Regions from separate parts of the Homo sapiens genome. Here region 1 is linked to region 2. The links are chromatin contacts, found by Hi-C or POLR2A ChIA-PET in ENCODE. All regions are on one chromosome and are shown on one strand. The core of a region is the stretch at or near the end of the contact, and the rest is flanking DNA. Distances in the headings are between cores, read along the strand shown.

Region 1 (2,700 bases), core at 188-2,687, 210 kb after region 2:
CACAAGTGAGGGAGAGTATATGTTTAAAAAGTCAGGGCTGAAAAATTAAGCCTAAGCTTGCAAGCTTGTGAACACACATATAGTTCCATGAGCTCATGTGATTTCTTCAATCTGTTTAGTATACTCTAGAATCATGATTTTATTAATATATTAGTTTCCTGGGTTTGCTGCAACAAATTAACCACGAACTTGGTGGCGGAAGACAACAGAAGGTTGTTTGCTTACAGTTTTAGAGGCCAGAGTCAAATTGTCAGATGGGGTTGTGCTCTTTCCAAGGGCTCTAGGAATCTTTCCTGGCCTCTTCCAGCTTCCGGTGATTCCTGGAGGTCCTTGGCTTATAGCAGCATCACTCCAATCTCTGCTTCTGTCTTCACATGGCCTTCTTCTCAGTGTGTTTCTGTGTTAATTTCTCCCTCTCTTATCCTATAAGGACAGGCCATTGGATTTAGAGTCCACCCTAGTCAAGGATGATCTCATCTTCAGATGCTTACCCAAATCACATATGTGAAGACCTTTGTTCCAAATAAGGGACACGTTCTGAGGCTCTGGACGGACATACCTTTTGGAGGCCACCATTCAACTCACTAGAATAGGTTTACAGTGCTAGGCAATGCACAGTGCCTCTGTCTCTATAATTGTGTGATGCTCTACCTGCCGCTAGCTCTTTCACACATGATGTATAAGGATGAATGAGAGGCCCTGGGAGGCTGTGAGTGTCTGGAAGCCAACACAGTCAGATGGCGTTAAGCTGCCTTGATTCCTTCAGCAGTAGCCGTCTGTCAGTAAATAAAAGTCCAGACGCTTTGCAGAGCTAATGTGTCTTGAAGTACTCACACTCTTTGAGAGAAACTTGAGAAATGGGAAAATTGGGCTCAATATGTGTGAAAGAACTGTATCCTCTTCAGGGGAAAGCCAGTCTATACGTTTCAGAGAGCATTATTATTATACAGAGACACAAACACACAGAAACTAAGTGAAAAATCATATCTGCTAATATGCTCATTCTGGGGACTTGCCCCATTTCCCAGGCAGTTTCACGAAAAACTTTCCCTCTGAACTACCTGAAAAGAATCAATACCCACTGGATGAGTCATCACAGCCCAGGCTTCTTCCACAAACACAGCTGGGGAGGGCTGCTTAATGCAGTGTCCATTAAGGTTAACGGGCACTTCCAATAGGGTTTTTTCACGTTTCCCTTGACCAAGTTCAACTCACACTTCATCCAGACAGGTGAGTACTAAAGACTCATGTTTCATGAGTCCAGCTGCCCTGGTCATTTTGATCAATTCAATTTTTGGTTTCCTGGGAAATGGCATGGATGCCTGACTGTTCAGTGTTTGTCTTCGGGCAATTCAACACATTCAGTTTAGTTCTGCAAATGTGTCATTGGAGACTGTTCAGTGTTGGGATGCTGTGTTTGCCAGGTGATTCTACCTCCTGGGACCACATCCAGTGGGAGCTGGCAAAGTAAACAACCAAAGGTACAAGGGGAAGTGCTTTCCTCCAAGACTGTGCAGAGCTCCATGGCAACCTGCATGGGCAACAATTAATTCTTTAACTTTTTTTTTCTTATTGCAAAAAATAATCAACATTTCTGGTAGAACATACAGATAGGAAAAAAGAGAAAAACCGGAACTACTTATAATCCCATAACACAGAAATAACACTTCTTCACATTTGGTCTGTATCTGCATCTGTATGCATCTTTGTATCTTGGCCTACATTTGTGCCTGTCCCTTTGTCTGTGTGTGTGTCTTTATCTGTAACTAGATCTATATTATGCTTATATTTATCACTATATTTAAATAACATTTAAACATTTCCCATATATGTACCTACACATTTTATTTTATAATCTACTTGTTTACTTAACAGATCATTGCAAACATATTTCCATGTTACATGCATTCTTCTTCAAAATTTTTAGTAGCTGTGTATTATTCTATTGTATGGACAGAAGTTAGTTATTTAACCAATCCTGTACTACTCTGAATTTAATAATTTTATAGATAAATTTGTACATAAACCCTAATTTTGTCCTTAGGAAAACCCCTAAAATTGAAGCCTCAGTGTCAAAGTTAGGTATGTGTATGGAGCTTTTGCCTCAAAGGAGCAAGAAAATTTGCCTGGGAGGGGTTGGGAAGGAGGGAACAGGAAAGCATGACTTTTGAGTTGGGGCTTCAAGAAGGAGCAGAGTGTGGTGGAGGGGAGAGGTGACAGTCTTGGAAGAAGAGAAAAGGGGCAGGCAGGGGACTGCGGGGTGTGTCCAGGGTGCAATCTCTGAGCTCCTGAGTTCTGGGGGTGCTGTTGGGGAGGGCCTGGAGGTGTGGCCTGAGGGTAGCGGAGGAGGAAGGGAAGGGGACACACACACTGCAGATGTATCCAAATCTTTAGGGTTTTATGTTTCAAAGTGCACATTCCTACTGCTTTCCTTCCAGGTTTGAGATTTTCGTCTCTGCCCTCTCCCTTTGAGAATCCCTGTATAATAAGAGGCATGACTGATAGGCAATGTTGCCCATAGGAATAGTGTGGAGGCAGGAAAAGAAGAATCATTGTTAGGAACAGGAGGGAGCCACTGAATGTTTGTGGGCAGAGAAGTGACAGATTCCATGGAATTCACTTAGATATGCTCTGGGCTTCTCAAACCATCCGTGGTGAAGGACCAGCTGTTTTCTGCCTTTTCTCATATATTACAGACTG
Region 2 (2,700 bases), core at 42-2,541:
TAGGAAAATAAGTCTCAGCCCTAGTACTTGGGCAGGTCTAGAGTTGTGAGATCCTCCCTACTAAAACAGTTTATAATATTCGTCTTCTTGGAAGTTTCCTTCTGCCTGTAGAAACTGCCAGGACAAACTCCAGCTGATTAAGATGCTTCAGCTAGATGTTCCTGAGGCATTGTGGACTGCCCTGCACCCCCCACTGCAGAGCTTTTCCCATAATAGTATAATACTCTATTCAGTGGTCTGCATTCTCTGCCTTGTTGCCAGATATGAGAGGCTGGTAACCATACATTGGGCTCACCACTCTACCCCCAGGGCACTGTGCCTGAGAGTAGTGGTTCATCTTGAATGAATGAAGTAAGAGAGAGTGAGCTTTGAATTAATGTGACTTCACTGTGGTGAGAAACAGGGATATAGAAGACCTTGTCAGTGCCCTGGCCAGAAGCCCTTGGGTTCCTTTTACCTTTTCTGTGCAGTTCTTCCCAGCTTCAGTGTATTTCTGTTTCCAAAGACCTGTACCTGGGACTCTTTTTCAGAGGCCTGTTCTCAGACTACTGGAACCAGTCAAAATTGCCTGGAAGTTTATGTGTCCTTAAGGCAGCTTGTAGACAATGACTGACCATGTGATCAGGAAAGCTCTAAGGCATAGCTTATACTCCAAAGCTCCCCTGGGGATCAGCCTGGAGCTACCCTCTGTGAGACCTTACCTGCATCTCTCCCCTGCTTGGCTTCATCCTGCCTGGCTTACCTCATTCTTTTAAAGGCCTCTCTTAATAGCACACTGGTAATAAGTCACTAACTCCTGAATCCTCATCTCAGGGAGTATGTCCAGAGAAACTAACCTAGACCATGAGTATCTAAGGAAGAACATTGGCTTCCAATCCAGTTTGCCACGGGTCTGCCAAACTCAAGCCACCTCCCCTTTCTGGGAAGGCCCTGCTCTGATTCCGTTGATCCTAATGAAATGGCAGTTCCCAAAACCCAGGTAGTAAAGATGGGAAAAGGGTTTCACTTGCCTTTTGTCCCTTGTTAAAGTAGGCGAAAGATGCAATCTTAGCAGTCTGCATCTGATCAGGAAACAGAAGCTACTCTAGGTTTTTAAATAGGCAGTTGGTTGTAAAGGTGTTAGAAGAGCCAGAGGAGAAAAAGGGGAAGGTAAGATTTTTCAAAGATCAGTAGCTGCAGGAAACAGATAACACCTCTAGGTTCAAAAGAGCAAAGAGAAAAAGGTGTTGCTCAGAGTACACAATGTGGTGTTGTTAGAACAAAGTTGGCAGAAATCCAGAAGCCACATTTGTCCATGGCTACCACTGCTGTTGCTGCTGAGACTCTTGCCTCATTTGTTACTGCATCGTCTGTAAGAAGCACAACTGTGTCTACAGGAAAAAATATTTCTTCCTTACTTTCACCTTCCAAACTCCTGCCAGAGCCTCCCATTGGTAGCATCTGACAGGAAGCTAGGTGGAAAGTAGGTCTGACAAATGTAGCTTGCAGGCTTTCTGCCCTGCTGGTGAGAAAACGGCATAAAAGGGGAAGTGTAGGGCTGAAAGACGACAGACGCAATGTGGCACTTCACCTCAAAGTTTCCATCCTTTTCCTGATGGTAAAAATCATCTAAAGTCTCCCAAAGCTTCAGAATTGGTGCAGGAAAACCTTATTGGGGTAGATGAGCAGGAGAGAAGGAAAGGGCAAGAGACAGAACAGTGAATGAGACAGCAAAAGGCATTGCCTACAGTCTAAAAAGTATCCCTTTATGAATACCCAGGAATTCTTATGGGTTATTTAGCCCTTTCATTGTCTCATGTAGGGCAGAAACTAAGGAGCCATGCTTCTTTCTATCTTCTTTCGAATGCAGATGGATACGCTTTCCTCTAAACAGAAATCTATACATATCCCAGAAGCAAGCAAGCATGCTTTTTAACACAAGTGAGTTTTACAGGAGACTTGTAGATTCTCCTGCTTGATTGCAAAATACAGCTCATCTCCTGGAATGGGCCCAGAGACTTTGGCATTTGTTAAGAATCAAAGTCATAGTTGGTTAATCCCATCTGCTTTCAAGAAATAAGAAAAATCAGTGTCAATGTGTCTCAGACTCCTTGCAAATTATTCTCCCTTGGGTCTCCCAAAGGTTCCTGTTTGCTCAGAGAATTTTAAGCTATGTCATGAGAAAGATAATTTAAAACCCCACACTATTAATTTTCAATTGCTGCTATAACAAACTATTATGAATTTGGCTTAAAAACAATGTAAATTTATTATCTTACTGTTCTGGGTGGGTACCAATGATCTACAGACAAGATGTCAGCAGGCTTGTGTTCCTTATGGAGGCCATAAGGGAGAATTCCTTTCTTTGCTTTTCCTAATATCTAGCAGCACTCTGTATTCCTCAGTTAAAGGGTCCTTCTTCTAGACTGAAAGCCAGTGGCATAGCTTTTCTCTCTTCTCTGATCTCTGCTTCCATCCTTACATCTTCTCTCTCTGACTCTGATCCTCCTGCCTCCCTTTTGAAAGGATCCCTGTGACTACACTGGGCCAACCTGGATAATCCAGGCAAAATTCTCCTTCTCAAGACTCTTAACTTAGTCACATCTACAGTCTTTTTGATAATGTAAGGTAACATATTCACAAGTTCCAAAGATTAGAACATGGATGTCTGCTATAGACAGAATGTTTGTGTTGAAATCTGATCTCCAATGTGATGGTATT

What was found. A loop is a pair of places that touch in the nucleus more often than their neighbours do. ChIA-PET counts read pairs that join two places held with the same protein, here RNA polymerase II (POLR2A). Pooled maps may share reads with other maps.
Region 1: a loop to region 2 is called in a pooled map, with 2.4 times the contacts of the local background. The contact joins two enhancer-like sites. A Hi-C loop is called at or near these places in 2 of 37 single-sample maps with no recorded cell type and 11 of 50 pooled maps. POLR2A ChIA-PET finds 5 or more read pairs at or near these places in 4 of 52 experiments (CD4-positive, alpha-beta T cell, CD4-positive, alpha-beta memory T cell, GM12878 and 1 more).

Annotation. Positions count from the first base shown.
Region 1 is chr3:31,246,773-31,249,472 of GRCh38, reverse strand. No RefSeq gene overlaps it. Among named protein-coding and RNA genes, the nearest start is that of MIR466, 86 kb to the right of the region's middle. Within about 2 kb of position 1,437, at least 2 of the 41 ENCODE cell types and tissues checked have a DNase peak (open chromatin) inside an H3K27ac peak, as active enhancers do.
Region 2 is chr3:31,460,927-31,463,626 of GRCh38, reverse strand. No RefSeq gene overlaps it. Among named protein-coding and RNA genes, the nearest start is that of STT3B, 71 kb to the left of the region's middle. Within about 2 kb of position 1,291, at least 4 of the 41 ENCODE cell types and tissues checked have a DNase peak (open chromatin) inside an H3K27ac peak, as active enhancers do.